2 separate regions of the Mus musculus genome follow, and region 1 is linked to region 2. A link is a loop called in an ENCODE intact Hi-C map of the cell type or tissue named here. Cell type or tissue: heart. All regions are shown on one strand.

The links. Hi-C counts contacts between places; a loop is a spot of excess contacts. Peaks named below come from ENCODE experiments on the same cell type or tissue, not always from the same donor. Only the 100,000 strongest peaks of a DNase experiment are listed, where the experiment ranks them.
Region 1: a loop joins it to region 2, with 4 times the contacts of the local background. A loop is called at or near these places in 9 of 42 quality-filtered maps.

The regions. Positions count from the first base shown.
Region 1 is chr2:156,858,160-156,866,159 of GRCm38, forward strand. It overlaps Rab5if (RAB5 interacting factor), which reads left to right and starts at 4,963. Exons shown (of 4, transcript NM_026124.3): 1 at 4,963-5,258; 2 at 7,098-7,201. The coding sequence starts at 5,145. It overlaps 5430405H02Rik (RIKEN cDNA 5430405H02 gene), which reads right to left and starts at 4,786. Exons shown (of 3, transcript NR_027914.1): 1 at 4,440-4,786. In heart, a CTCF peak has its summit at 4,809; DNase peaks (open chromatin) are centred at 4,142, 4,862 and 5,852; H3K4me3 peaks cover 3,268 bases; H3K27ac peaks cover 2,966 bases.
Region 2 is chr2:156,716,170-156,724,169 of GRCm38, forward strand. All of the region lies in intron 7 of Dlgap4 (DLG associated protein 4), which reads left to right. It overlaps 4930405A21Rik (RIKEN cDNA 4930405A21 gene), which reads right to left and starts at 4,740. Exons shown (of 4, transcript NR_040505.1): 1 at 4,537-4,740; 2 at 716-844; 3 at 1-76. In heart, CTCF peaks have their summits at 4,778 (motif pointing left), 6,210 and 7,282 (motif pointing left); DNase peaks (open chromatin) are centred at 1,332, 2,892, 4,732, 6,232 and 4 weaker places; H3K4me3 peaks cover 5,447 bases; H3K27ac peaks cover 5,531 bases.

The sequences.
Region 1 (8,000 bases), 140 kb after region 2:
CCAGAGACTTGCCACCTACCAGGGACACTACAAGTCAGCTAGCCCCCAGACTCCCAATCTTAACAGTTACAAGAAAGAAAAAAGGTCTCGGGTTGGGAAAGATGGCTCAGCAGTTAAGAGCATTGGCTCGTCTTCCAGAAGATCCCAGTTCAATTCTCAGCACCCACATGGCAGCCCACACCTGCCTGCAACTCCAGTTCCAGGGGTCCACCACACAGACATATGCAGGTAAGACAGCAATGCACATAAAATAAGAAAGAAGAAAGTTCTTCCCTGAATCTTGTGACTTCTTAGCCCTCCTGAGGGTCACCTTCCTGGGACTTTCCACTGTAATCCCTACGCTCCCATTCCTGGACTCCACATCACAGACTGAACCAAATCTGCATGTGCTACCCAAGTACTCTTCCCTGTCTTTATTCACCGAATAACATGGGCGGTGGCTTCCCCACCGTACGTCAGGTTGCTGCAATCCATCAGTGTGTATCTGAGGCCAGCTCCAACTCCACTGCAAGCAGCTGTCAGGGACACGGGCGGTCGGTCTAGTGGGAAGGAAATAGTCTAATGGCTGAGGCCATGTTTGACTTGCTAAAATCCTAAAACCTCACAAAGACAAATTGTGCCCTACTTCCAAATCTGACTCCTACCTCCAAACCTGACTTCATCAAGTTCTTAGACTCCATCTTAGACCACCCAAGATGTTTATTTTAACCAGATGGATGCCCTGGGATTCAGCCAGATTCTTCACTTCCTAAGAAAGCCTTTCGAGAACTCAAAAAGGGGACAAGTCAGTCTCCCTCTTTCTAAGCTAGGGCTTACCCAGCTCAGCTTCAGGGGAAACCAGAAGCACAGACCGGGTTTCCAGTGGATCTTAACATCTAAGTTGTTGATCACCGTGAGCTACACGGCAGGATCCCAGACCCTCCCAACCTTCATAAACTTGCCTGACTCCTATGAAAAATCAAAATTTGATAAATTTAAGACTTAAAGTTGAGGGGCTGAAGAGATGGCTCAGCAATTAAAGAACACTAACTGCTCTTCCGGAGGTCTTGAGTTGAATTCTTAGCAACCACGTGGTTGCTCACAACCATCTGTAATGGGATCCGATGCACTCTTCTGGTGTGTCTGAAGACAGCTGTAGTGTACTCACACACATACAATTTAAAAAAAAAATTAAAAGTTGAACTTCACAATCTATAACATAAATAGTTGGTGGGTGTTTTTCTCTCCTGTAAAAGCTACTTGCAGGAGTTCTGGGCTGGGTGGGCTGGTGCAGTTCTGTAATACTTGCACTGGGGGCTTGCAGGCAGGAAACCCTGGGTTCAAGTCCTATTACTACATAAAACTAACCAGGCATGATAGTGAGAACCTATAATCCTGGCACTTGGAATAGAGATGTGGGAGGAACCAAAATACAACATCATCCTTTGGTTGGTTGGTTGGTTGGTTGGTTTTTTGAGACAGGGTTTCTCTGTGTAGCCCTGGCTGTCCTGGAACTCACTCTGTAGACCAGGCTGGCCTCGAACTCAGAAATCTACCTGCCTCTGCCTCCTGAGTGCTGGGATCAAAGGCGTGCGCCACCACGCCCGGCTATGAAATCATTTTCAAAAAAAAAAAAAACTACACAGTTATGCCGGGCAGTGGTGGTACATGTCTTCAGGAGGCAGGCAGATCTGAGTTCAAGGCCAGCCTGGCTACAAAGTGAGTTTCAGGACATCCAGGGCCACACAGAGAAACCCCGTCTCAAAAATACAAAAAACCTACAAAGTTACAGCGGTGGCACTGGCATGAAAAAAGACTCCTTTATTGACTAATAGACAGAGAACCCTAAAATAAATGAACCCTTACATGCATGAAGATGGTCAGATTATTCTCAAGAAGGGCCCGAGGGCAATGTGGAAAAGACTCTTTGGGAGGGGACTGGGATCTTGATAGTTGTTTCAACAGATAGAGTTGGAAAACTGAAAATCTACATGCCATGCAAAAGAATGAATCAGAGCTTTCACAAATACACAGAAATGAACTCTAAATAAATGCGAAACTGTGGCTCAGTGTTAGAGGGCTTGCATAGCCTGGGCTACACCCTGAGTTTCATTAACACCAAGAAAAGAGCATGCAAATTTTATCCCCAATTCCTGAACTCCGGCGGCTAAGCCGTAGTGGCGCACGCCTTTAATCCCAGCAATCGGGAGGCAGAGGCAGGCAGATTTCTGAGTTCGAGGCCAGGCTGGTCTACAGTGTGAGTTCCAGGACAGCCAGGGCTATACAGAGAAACCCTGTCACCAAAAAAAAAAAAAAAGAAACAGGGTCTCTTTTCTTTATATAGCCCTGGCTGTCTTGAACATATTATGTAGACTAGGCTGGCCTTGAACTCACAGAGATCCACCTGCCTCTGTCGCTCAAGTACTGGGATTAAAGGCAGTTCCACCTGAAAAACAACTGAATGTCACTCTGCAGCTCAGGCTAGCCTTGAATTCTTGATCCTCCTGACTCCATCTTCCAAATGCCAGATTACTCAAAATATGATTAATCAGTCCTAAGTACGCCACATGAGCACATCTGCACATGTGGGCACACACTCAGTCAAAAATATACACATAAATAAATAAAATAAACTTGGGCGATATGAGACAGGGTCTCACTATGTAGTCCTGGCTGTCTCGGAACTCGCTGTGTAGATCAGCCTGACCTTAAACTCACAGAGATTCACCTGCTTCTTCAGTCTGATGCTGGAACCACACTTGGCAAGATAACTTTTTAAGAGCATACACAGGCTGGCATGGTGAGGCCTGCTTTTAATCTCAGTACCCTGAGGAAGGAGACACAGCTGAAACTGTGTAAGTTTCAGATCAACCTGGCCTATATAGCAAACTCCAGGCCAGCCAAGGGCTCTATAGTGAGATCCTATTTCACACACACACACACACACACACACACACACACACACACACACACACACACCACACACACACACACACACACACACACACACACACACACACACACACACACACACACACACACACACACACACACACACACGACTGGAGAGAGATGGCACAGTGCTTACGAATTCTGGCTTAGGAACACACACACACACACACACACACGACTGGAGAGAGATGGCACAGTGCTTACGAATTCTGGCTTAGGAATTCAGTTCCGGGCTGGACAGAATTAAGAGCACTGATTGCTCTTTCAGAGGTCCTGAGTTCAATTCCCAGCACCCACATCATGGCTCATAACCATATGTAATGGGATTCAATGCCCTCTTCCTGTGTGTCTGAAGACAGCAACAGCATATATATGTACATATGTGTGTGTGTGTGTGTGTGTATATATATATACACATATATATTTGTGTATACACACACACACACACACACACACACATATATATATATATATACACACACATATAAAATAAACTTTTAAAAAAGAAATCAATTCCAAGCACCTGAATGACTGCGCCCAACTATCTGTAGGAGATATGTCGCCCTCTTAGGCAGCAGGCACACAAAGTGGTGCACACACAGACACACACACACACACACACACACTGCAGGCAAAACACCCATACTATGGAATGAAATAATTATTTTTAAAAAGAAAAGAACTCGGATTTAGAGTAAAATAAACCCAACTACTAACTCAATGATTCCAGGCAAATTACTTTGCCTTTATAAACTCACTGCATAAAAGTGATGTTCCGGGCTGGAGAGATGGCTCATAGATTAAGAACACTAGCTGCTCCTCCAGAGGTTCTAAGTTCAATTCCCAGCAACCACATGGTAGCTCATAACCATCTATAATGTGATCTGGTAACCTCTCTTCTGGCCTGCAGGCAAACATGCAGCCAGAACGATGTATACATAATAAACAATTCTTGGGGGGTTTTTCTTTTCTTTTGTTTTTTAGTGATATCCCTTAGCATAGCACATCCTGTGTGGCACCATCTGGAGGATGGGACTGATTTTGCTCATTTGTCTGTTTGAGGCAGCATCTCTCACTCTGTATGCTAGACCAGCTTCGCTGTGTAACCCAGGTCAGACGGGGCACGGGATCTTGGAATGTAGCCAGGCCAGCCTAACATTCCTCCCCGGGTTTGGACTGCAGACGAGTCACAGTGTACACCACAACGTGTCTTTGTACAAGTTCGCAGGGGGTGCTGCTCCTTCTGTCCTTTCAAAACACATCCTGGGAAGTGCTAACAACACACAGTGAGGACGGGGTAGCTAGCCCGACACCTACTACTTTTCTATTCCCCCTAGTGGGGTTCTCCCCTGGTTTCAACTTGCCTCATCCTTAGGAAAGAATTTCTCTCTTGGGATCTCAGCTTCACATTCGGATCTCAGAAGAGAACGCTGAGCAAGAGGAGACGTTAGGGTTCACAGAATTGTTTTTTTTCCCGTTGAGACAGGTTGTCGTGACCGGGGACTTACCATCCTCCAGCAGGTAGACAGGCTTGCACCATCGCCAGGCGAGGGAACTTTGGTTTGGTTTTTGTTTTTGTTTTGTTTTCCATAGTCATGAACAAAGTCGTGAATAACGTGTAGGTTTAGGAGAGAACGCACAGAAGGTAACTCCAGTGGGGCAGCCCAGGGCTTCCGGGGACCAAGGACCCGGCTCGGGAGGCGGAGCAGGATGCAAGGCCACTTCTTCTTTGTGTCGCTCCGGGGGACGAGCCGCGGCTCAGCCGGCAAGGAAACGTACAATCTCGGCTTTCCTCGGAGGGGCTGTGCCTCAGTCTTCACAGCGCCTCCTCGCGCACAGATCGCCTCCGGGCCGCACTTGTCCCTTCTCGCTCACCGTCCCCTGGCGTCCGCCGGAAGCTTCTGTCACTTCCGCCCACCGGAGGGGACGCTCGCGTCGAGGCGTCGCCGAGCTTCGGAGCCGACCGCCGCGTGGCCGCCGATTGGCTGCGTGCGCACGTCATCAGGGCCCCGCCCCTCCCTCGGCGGCGCCTGCTCCGTGGAGCTTAGCGAGCCGGCCGCTGGGCAGAGCGAGCAGAGCCTCGGCGGGCCACTGTCCCTCGCTGCCCGGACTACCGCTGCCGCCCCGCGCGCCGAGTCCCGCGGTCCCAGACCCCGACTCCCTTCGGCTTGGCCCGCGCGCCCCACGCCCGGCTCGGGCGGCGCGACGGGAGGATGAGCGGCGGGCGGCGGAAGGAGGAGCCGCCTCAGCCGCAGCTGGCCAACGGGGCCCTCAAGGTGTCCGTGTGGAGCAAGGTGCTGCGGAGCGACGCGGCCTGGGACGACAAGGTGCAGAAGGCCCGGCGAGGGAGGACGGGCCCGGGTCTCCCTCGCCCCGGCCAATCGGCCGGGCGCGGCCATGGGAGCAGGGAGCGGGGTGCCAAGGGGGCCGGCGCGTAGTGGAGCGAGCGGAGCCCCTGCTATCCCCCGCCGTTTGCTCCGCAGGATCCGGAGTAGTTAGCGCTTCTGAAGACTGCGCACGTGCCGGGTGCGGAATCCCTGAAGTGCGTTTACTTTGCACATTGCGAGGGGTGGCTCTGTCCTTGCTCGCTTAGATGAGAAAGAAGACATGCCCTGTGAGCTTTAAGATTCGAGAGCCGGTTCTAAGACCACCTTAAGAGGGTGTGAGTTAGTAAGAAAGTCGCTAGACATGGGTTAGAAGAGGTTGGGGACTTAAAGATGCACTCGCTGGTCATCTCCAGAGGATCTGAGCCTGGACGCCTCCTATCATTGCTCCATTCTGTGATCTTCAAGCCTGTCACCATTCAGCCCGATTCTAGATGGTTTGAAAAGAATGCTATATTTGGACTCCTTCCGTTGTTTGGACTGTTGAAATTGGGCTTCCCTCCCTTCAGTTCCGCCATGGAGGGGGGGAGTACTTCCTGAAGGTGCCCTTGGCCTGCCCCCAGCCCTGCCCAGCTCTTGCAAAACCTGTCGTCTTTGTGAACTGCTGTGTCATATTTTTTATCTTCCCCGGTCCAAGGACTGGTGTCTGGAGTCCAGGGCAGTTCACAAACCTGAGTGCTCTTTGTTGGGTGAAACTTAGATGAGCTGGCACAGGCCTAAGCACACACTTCTCCACCACCACACTTTCCTAACTCTGGCTTTCTCAAAAGTCGCTGTACAGGAAGGGTGGGAACTGAAGTTAATAGTTTTTCTTCCTGGAGACTCTCTAGAACTTAGCTGGCCAGCCAAGGGTTATCTGTGGCCAGGAGCACAGTGCCCATTGTCACTTCAAAACAAACTTCTATTTACGCAGCTTCTTTTAAAGAAGTAACGACTTCTCTAAAATATGGTAGAGAACAGGCTCTGGAATTAGTCACTTAATAGTCTAAATATATTGTTTCCCATCACACTTTAGTAGAAGGAATGACAGAAGAACCACATATGGAGCAAGGTGGTGGTGGTAGTGCACTGGGAGGCAGAGGTCGGGGAATCCCTGAGTTGCAGGCCAGCCTGGTCTACAGAGTGAATTCCAAGACAGCCAGAGCTACACAGAGAAACCCTGCCTCGAAAACAACAACAAAAAAGAACCACATATGGGGACTAGAGAGGCCTCAGCAGTTTAGAGTGGGCTCCAATCCAAGCACCCATATGGTGAGTCACAACGGTCTGTAACTCCAGTTCTGAGGAGTTCCAGTGTTCCAGCATCCATGGGCAGCAGGCACATACATGGTGCTCATGCATACATTAAGATAAAACATACAGGGCTGGTGAGATGGCTCAGTGGGTAAGAGCACCTGACTGCTCTTCCGAAGGTCCGGAGTTCAAATCCCAGCAACCACATGGTGGCTCACAACCATCCGTAACAAGATCTGACTCCCTCTTCTGTAGTGTCTGAAGACACCTACAGTGTACTTACATATAATCAATAAATCTTTAAAAAAAAAAGATAAAACATACATATAAAATAAGTTTAGAAAAAAAAGAAAAGAGCCATGTGCTTAGCTAGACATTGTGAACCACACCTTTAGTTCAGTACTCTTGACCCAAGGCCTAGTTTACATAGCAGATTCCAGGGCTACTTAATGAGTTTGTAGGAAATATTTAATAAGCTTTTGCTTCTCCACCTGTAGCTGTCCTGTGGCAGCCACTCCAGATAACGCATACATTGTGTCTTTTCTATAGGATGAATTTTTAGATGTGATCTACTGGTTCCGACAGATCATCGCTCTGGTTTTGGGTGTCATTTGGGGCGTTTTGCCCTTGCGAGGCTTCTTGGGAATAGCAGGGTAAGTCTTGGGTATCACAGTCTTGTGGTTTTTGTCTCACTCTGGAGCTTAGAACTTACAGGAGCTCTCTTATACGCGCTAGGATTGTGAGCAAGACACAGTGTTCAGGATCCTCATTTCTATTTTTTATTTAAAAAAAAATTCTTTTAAAGGCACAGGGTCTCGTGTAGCCCAGGTTGCCCCGTGACTCCTGCTCCTTTTGCCTCCTTTTCCCAAGTGCTGTTGGTGATTACAGGCGTGCATCAACATGCTTGGTTGGCTCTGTTTTCCTTTTATGACTGGCACTGTGTGCATCTGATTACTAAAGCAAAGAAGTGAGCATTAGCACTCCTGGGCTGCAGTGTTCTTAGTTCCTCGGCCTGGGAGCATCTCATGTTGGCGTACTGTCCTAAGACTGGGCCAGTCTGTTTATTCATGGCTCTAACATGCCTTCTTTTGAGCGGTTATGTTATTGGCAACAACTGTGGCCTATGTGGAAGTTTGGGAAGTAGAGGAGCTTTGTAGTTGATGACCTTTTTGTTGTTTTGGTTTGGTTTTGTTTTTGCTTTGCATTTTGCTTGATAAACAGCCCTTGGCCTTGGCAGGAGTTACTTTCTAGGTCCCTACATTTTAAAAGTGGAGGCCTGACTTTGCACATTTTACTTTCCTCCTGGCCAACGACAGCAGCCATGACACCTGCTCATGGTTCGGGCTAAGCAGTTAGTGAAAGCAAGTCTGTGCCGGTGAAACTGCATTTAAAGGCAGTTAAGTTGGAACTGTGAGTAAGCTCTTACAGAAGGAAGGAAGAAGGCTGCTTTTT
Region 2 (8,000 bases):
CATCATGGTGGGGAGCGTGGCAGCAGGCAGGTAGGCATGGTGTGGCAGAAGTAGTTGAGAGTTTTACATCTTGATCCTAAGGAAGTGGGCGGGGGGGGGGGAGGAGAGACAGAGACAAAGAGAGACAGAGATAGACATAGAGACAGAGACAGGGAGACAGACACTGGGTCTGGCATGCACTTTTGAAACCTCAAAGTCCACCCCAATGACACACTTCCTCCTTATTAAGGCCACGCCTCCTAATTCTTCTAATCCTTCTCAAAAGCCCAATAGCTAGGGACTAAATATACAAATATATAAGCCTCCGGGGACCATTCTCATTTAAACCATCACAGGCTGTAATCCTATCTCTGAGGGGGCAAAAACAGTGGATCCATAACCAGTCGGCCAGCCAAGCCAAATTGGTGAGTTTCTCAAAAGTAAGGTACAGACCGAAAATGATACCCAACTTAGACACACCCATCCACATGTGTATGTGCACACACGGGTAAGTGTGTCACACTCCCAAAGATGTGAAGACAGATGTACACTGATACTCTCCTATATACATGTGCATACCTAACTCAACACGCCCCTGCACACCAAGCACATGCCTGTGTGTCTCCATCAAAGCTCACACCCAGACACCTGTGAAGAAAGCATGCCTTAGAAACAGCGCAGGTCCCCACAGTGACCCCACATATCTGCTCCTCTCAGGCTCAGCAGGCACACTCACCTGCCACCTAGGAGAGCCGGAGCCACCAGATCGCCAGGCTTCTGGCCAGAGCTGCAGCTGGTCCATGTAGTACTTTTGTGCCGAGTTAAGAAAAGGACACTGCCCCTTATGACACTCTGCCACCATCTGCTGAAAAGTCACCAGGATACAGTTTCTATTAGAATAAGGTCCTTTGCTTTCTATCTGCCGGGGGTGGGGTGGGGGGGTGGGGGGGGTGGCGGGGGAGTCATAGCAATTACATAATTTCATCATGTCTATATTGTGAATAGCACTCCACATACGAGCGCATCCTTAATCTGTGTAAAACTTGTACAACCATACATGGAAGTTCTGCTTATAATCACCCACCTCTACGCAGGCACACACCAACACAGCCAGTCTCCCTACTCAGAACCCGAGTTGCAGAGAGGCATGGAGCTCTTTGTTTCTCCAAGGAGCGCATGTGCTCACAGACCAGATGCAGGCAGGTGTGAAGATGGGGGTGCAGGGGAGCTCCTAAGGCAGTGGGCACCTAGCAGAACCAACTGCTCTGACACGGCGGGGGCGGGGCATGTAGCTGCCCACCCACTACTCGAAGCTTCCCAGCTCCGTTGTGAGCACTGCCTTCCTCCCTCCTCCTTTCTGACCCAGTTTCCACATTCCAGAAATAGCTCTGGCAGGTGACTGGCAGGCGGGTCAGCGGTGGCTCAGCTGCCACTTGTACACGCCCCTCCCCAGCCAGAGGACACCTGGGAGGGGGCACGAGGGCCGGGATATGACCCTTTGGTCTGCCTCTCATCCTGCCTCTCCTTTCTTTATGCTCCTGAGAGGAAGCAAAAACAGTGACAAGGCTCCCTGCCGTCTCTTCCCTCAGCTCCCCCACTCCAATCATCGCCTTCTGTTTCTCCCAAAGCCCTCTGTCTCTCTTCCTTTCCCCAGTTTTGGGCTTTCCCCTCCTCCCTTCTGTGTCTCTCCCACTCCCTCTGAATCACACCACACAGATTCAGAAGCTGAGATATCACACAGGGACCTCAGCAAGTGGCGTGGGGGTGGGGGGAACTACTGTGTGGCACCCTGGTCCTACCAATTACATTCTCTATATCTTCAATTGTGATATGGTCACACAAGAGCTTGTGTGTGCGCGTGTACACACACACACACACACACACACAGATACATACACTTAGGGTCATTCTCCACCCATATTGGAAGCTCCAGGCTGAGTTGGACAAGTTCCAGTCCAGAAAACATTCCAGCTCCTGCTCAGAGGCCCAGGGTACTTTCTTCAGTGCTGTTGTGGCACTGAAGAGGTACGTGTCCCTCCCTGGGCCTCATATTGGTTATCTAGATCTTGGTTGTGACCAATGGTCTTTATCTGTGACCATCCAAGTCACAGGCTGCTTTCCCCCTCTTTTTGTCCTTTTTCTCATCCCTTAGAACTCATCTGGTTTCTTTCATTCCTTTCCCTGCACGCACACACACAGGAAGGGAGTCTGACAAAATCCCTTGTTCTGGTCTCCCAAACCTGGTCCACCCTAATCTCTGGTTATCACACTGCAGATTCCTGTCAGCTCAGCCCATCCAATCCCCAGAGTGTCGGGGCAAACATCCTGTAATTTGAGTGTCATTTCTTACCCCTGAAGCTAAGGTTTGAGATTTAATCTAAGTTAAAGTAGAGTAAGTGCATCACTGCCAATTAGTGATGTCTGCTATGGCCAGAATTACACATACCTGCCATTCCTGACTTAACCTAGTCACACACACACACACACACACACACACACACACACACACACACAATCACAGCAGCGGGTGGGATGGTTCACAAAGCCACTACAGCCTAGAGGAAGTGTCACAGTCAAGGTTATTCAGAAAATAGGTCAAGGAGATGTTTCTCAGAGCCTTGGGTTCTTCATTGTCCTGTGGGGTTAGGAAGGAAGCCACACAAGGACTTGACAAAGAACAGAGAATCATCTGGCAGTGGGAACAAGATGATTAGAGGCTGTCATACTGGTCAGGCAGGGGACACTGGTCCTCTCCGGGCCATAGGGTCAGAGGGAGTAGGATTCAGGAGGCCTTTCTTGGACAACTGCCAGCATTTCCTACTGCTGAAACAGGCACCTCTGCTCAGAGCACTGGGCACAAGGCAGGCTTCCTCCTTACATTCCGCCATGTCCCCGTCCCAGATTGTCCTAGTGAGGGTTTCTGTTGCTGTGACGACAACACCATGACCAAAAAGCAAGTGTGGGAGGAAAGGGTTTATTTGGCTTCCAGATCACAGACCATCATTGGAGGAAGTCAGGACAGGAACTCGAGCAGGGCTGGAACCCGGAGGCAGGAGCTGGTGCAGAGGCCATGGACCTTGCTGCTTACTGGCTGGCTTCCCCTGGTTTGCTCAGCCTGCTTTCTTATAGAACCCAGGACCACCATGAACTGGGCCCTCCCCGACTGATCACTAATTGGGGAAATGCCTTATAGCTGGATCTCATGGAGGCATTTCCTCACCTGAGGCTCCTTCCTCTCTGATGACTCTAGCTTGTGTCAAGTTGACACACAAAAGCAGGAATGCACAGCTTTTCACTGTTCAAATTTTCTTTTCTTTCTTTCCTTCTTTCTTTCTTTCTTTTTTTTTTTTTTTTTTTGGTTTTTCGAGACAGGGTTTCTCTGTATAGTCCTGGCTGTCCTGGCACTCACTCTGTAGACCAGGCTGGCCTCGAACTCAGAAATCCGCCTACCTCTGCCTCCCAAGTGCTGGGATTAAAGGCGTGCACCACCACGCCCGGCTTCAAGTTTTCAAGGGATTTACCAAAATGGTGACCCAAAGGGGAAACCAGCTGCCAGTCTATCTGGAAAGGACCCTTTACCCTCTCCTAGAAGCCCAGGCTCATGCAGGAGGGTCTGAGGCCTATGTGCCAGTGTTACACCTCAGGCCTGGGTCAGCCAACTGCTCCTCTATGCTAGCCTGACTTGGGCAAGGACTCAGTCAGTCACAAAATCGTCCCCATACACACCTTACAGGACCTGAGGCGGGGGGCTGGGAGGGGGGTGACCAACAGAGAAGGGTGCTGACATTCCTCTAGGACCAAGGTCTCAGACTTGGTGAAGTCCAAATTGAAGCTGCCAGTGAGTTAGTTCTTCTGTTCAAGAGAGTGAGCTGGATCAAAGGGTCAAAGACTTGCTGGTGAAAATTCTGTCTCTGCCTGGTTTCTCTCCAGGGGATACTCAGCACTGGGGAATCCCAAAGAGAAAGGGGGACTTGCCCAAGGTTATGCAAGAAGTGTTACTGAATCGAAAGGACACAGCAACACATGAGGTGTCATAGCCATTCAAGAATTTACTTTGTATTTTCACCTAAAGCAAATGAAACTGAATAGCATGGTGTAGCCAACTCCTGCTTTTAGAGTGCTTAGCACAGTGCTGGCATCAAGTAAGTTTGTTGCTTTTGCCATTATTGTGTCTTAATGCAAAAGGTAGACTGGAAACAGTGTTACCTTCTTCATTTCCCACAGTCCTCTGTCAGATCCCAGTACAGAAAGCAGGCAACCAGCGGGCTTGCCAGGCAGCAAAGATCTGTGCTTGGCAGAACCTTCTGTAAATGGACTGTCAGTCTGTGGGCGGGGAGGGGGCTCACTCGGTTGTCACATTTTACAGAGGCACAGAAAGGTTAAGCATCTAACCTAAGGTCACACAAGTGGGATACTGAACCCGTCCTTAGGACCCTTGGGAGCACAGCAAGGGATGAGGCAAAGAGGCAACTAGAAACTGCGCGGCTGAGTAGCTAGGACCCGCGTGCGGGACAGAAAGCCCACGGTGGGCTCTCTCCTCAGCCTCAGTTTCCCTACCTACAGCGAGGCGTCGCCACCAGGGTGAGCCCGCAGGGACGGACGGCCACTCCAACTCCCGTACAGACCACGCATTGCGTTCCAGCTGGAACCGGTTTGGCGGGGCGGTTCGAGAGGGCGGAGCCCCTCACTCGGGCATGCGCGAGTTGGCGCGGGCGCGCACTCCCTTTCAAGACCGGCCGGCCAGGGCGTGGGCCGCGCGGTACGCGTGCGCGCTTGCGCTGTGTCCCGCTTGCGCGCGCCCCCTGGCGGCCCCGGAATCCCGGGCGACGCGCGCGCGGCTGACGCGAGGGGCGGGGCCGGCGCGGGGCTTTAACCCGGAGGCCCCGCCTCTCGGGCGTACAAAACCGGAGCCTCGGGCCGGGCCGCGTGAGGGAGGAGGGTGAGTGCCCGCCGCTGGCCGCAGCTGCCGCCAGTCCATCCGTCACTCCGTCCGTCTGTCCGACCCACGTCGTCGCCGCCGCCGCCGCCGCCTCCTCAGCCCGGACGCCCGGGGCCCGCCCAGCGCCACCCGGAGCAGCCGCGGCCCCGCGAGGAGACGGGCGCCGCCTCCGCCCGGCCCTGCCCTGCCCCGTCTTCCCGTCTGTCCGTCTGTCCGTCCGCCCGCTCGCCCGCGCTTCCGTCCTTCTGTCGGGCCACTGGCCCTCGGGCCCGTGTCTCCGCTGAGCCCGCTTTGTCTCTCCCTAGCTCGCTGTCTCTTTGTCTCTGCTCTCGCGCTCTCGGCCCCTCCCTCGCTCCAGGATCTCGGGTCCCCTCTCCCAGCGCTCCTCTCCTCTCTTACAGCCACGGGTTCTGGCACCCCCATTCTTCTGGACTCCCTAGATCTTTTGGGGCCTCTCCTTCAGAACACACTCCACTCCCCCAGGCCTTTCCTGAGCTTACCACACATCTTGAGGGTCCTTCTTGATGCATGTGCCCCTGATTTCCTGGGGGTTATCTCCACCTAGTCCGCATTTCCCGGAGGGTTTCCCACTTCTCCGGAGCCTCCCATAGCTATCAGAACCTTTTACATCCCTTAGTGGTCTCCTTGAACCCCCAGTGTCTCCCCAGCTCCCTAACTTAAGAACCTCTGCCTTTCCTGGATTTGTCCGCTGTCGCTGTCACTGTCTCTCCTTGTTCTCCGAGCGTCCCACTTCTCTGGACCCGGTCCCCCCCACCCCCCTTGCTCTCCCTGCTTCTTTCACGCGTCTGTGTCGGTGGTCTCATTGCTGTCTCTAACGCCTGCCTCAGCCTTCTCTGCCCGGGGCTCTTGCTCCTTTGCTTCTCTGCCCGATCCCCTGTCGCCCCTTTTCTCTGCTCCTTGTCACTCCCTCTCCCTTTTCTGTCTCTGCCGGGTCTCTGGGTCTCTGACCCCCATCCGGCCCTCATGGCTTTGTGTCTGGAGCTCTTGAAGCAATGTGAGTGGTGGGGTGTCCGGGTCGGGCCGGGCGGAGTCATCCCGCAGGCTGGCCGCGGCAGAGGCTCCATGGGGTTGGCGCTGGGGCAGGGGCTGGCGCTGGGGTAATGAGGCTGTGGGGCCTCTGGACCAGGGGAACAAGGATGGTGGGGCCAGGCTGTCTGGCGAGGGGGTTGGGGGGAAAGGGCCTTCCTGCCCTGAGGCTTCTGCTTGAGTTGCTTAAGTGTGTGGAGTGCGCCCTGGGCTGGGTATCCCTGCTGGTTTGGCCCTGCATGGCCTGGCACTTTGTGATCGCTTGTGGGCAGGCCTGGGCTATTTTGGAGCCGACAGCAGGATGTGATATCACTTGGGCGTTTATTTAGACCCAGCTGGGGGTGGGGGCTGCGTTCTTGCCAACTTGAGTAATGAAATTTTGCAGGGGGTGTGGCTTCTTAGACAGCTGGGCTATATGGTTGTGGTCAGAACTTTTCAAGCTACCCTGAGTGGGCAGGTGAACAGAGGTCTGTAAAACTTGGTCTTACTGAGACCAGGATGAATCGGAGAGGAATCGCCCTTACAATGATACTCTTGATTATTGTATCTGGCTGTCTTAGACTCTGAAATCTTGATTAGACCAGCTCTAAAAAGTTTGACTTTGCCTGTGACCCTTGCACTTAAGTCTCAGGTGTTCCATCTGTAAAAGGGATGGTGAATGGGGGTAGTGGTACCAAGGGGTGTCATGAAGATCAAGTGAGGCATATGCTTTGTAAACTGTCAACCTGCCTTTTGAGAGTCCCAGAGAGAAAGCTTCCCTGAGAGGGTACAGAGCAGGTGCCCAGGACTCGTCCACTCCCATCTGGTTAAGAAGTGTGCCCACCTCTCCAGAATCCCCAGTGCCATCTTGCTTCTCCTCGGTGTGTGAAAATAAGTTGGTATGCCCAGAGAGGTGCTTGTGCTGGGGAACGTTTGAATTTTCTGTGTGCCATTTATTATTTAAGGTTGGACCCTGCTAGTGGTGCCTGAAAACAAAGTCAGCCAGCATGTGGTGAGCCACGGCTGCTTTTCTCTGCGTGGAGCACAAAGGTCCTAGTTGAAAGGTTCTGCTGAGAGCTGGGGTCTGCTATCAAGGGCTCTAGGATGTTCTAGAACTTTGGAACAGGGAGTGAGACTAGATATCATAGTCCCTGCATCTTACAGTTAAGGTGAAAGTCAAGAAAAGCCAGGAGGGGGCTGGAGAAATGGCTCAGCCGTTAAGAGCACTGACTGCTCTTCTGAAGGTCCTGAGTTCAAATCCCAGAAACCACATGGTGGCTCACAACCATCCTTAATGAGATCTGACGCCCTCTTCTGGTGTGTCTGAAGACAGCTACAGTGTACTTAGATTTAATAATGAATAAATCTTTAGGCCAGAGTGAGTGGGACCGACCGGAGTGGGCAACCTTTGTTCCCAGCAACCACATTAAGGCTCACAACCATCAGTACAGCTACAGTGTACTCATATACATTAAATAAATCTTTTTTTATGTATAAAAGAAAAAAAGAAGAGCCTTGTTCCCAGCAACCACGTTAAGGCTCACAACCATCAGTACAGCTACAGTGTACTCATATACATAAAATAAATAAATCTTTTTTTATATATATAAAAGAAAAAAAAAAAAAAGAAGAGCCAGGAGGGCCTGTCTCATGGCCATGTCTTAAGTCACTGCCTTGCTGGTACTACCTGCCCCTGGTGTGTAAAATCAGTCTCTGTGTGTGCCTTGTGATAGGCACAATCCATGGAGACTGCATTGGGAAGGTAAAAGGGCTTGTTACCTGACCCAGAAGTGGAGGAGTCAGGACTCTAGTCCCTATATCTCAGGCAGTGACTGTCCCTTTATTGTCATCTTTCTAACTTAAATTGGAATAAAAAGTCTTATCCTAGGACTGATTCTTTAAAAAAAAAAAATAGTCTTTTTATTTTTTAAGTTGCAAGGCAAAATGCCAAGGTTTTGTCCCCAGTTCTGGTGCTCAACTGCCATGTGACTTCAGACAGCTGGTCTCCTGGTGGAGCTCTGCTTTTCCCTCTGAAGAATGGGGGTGTTGAATATAT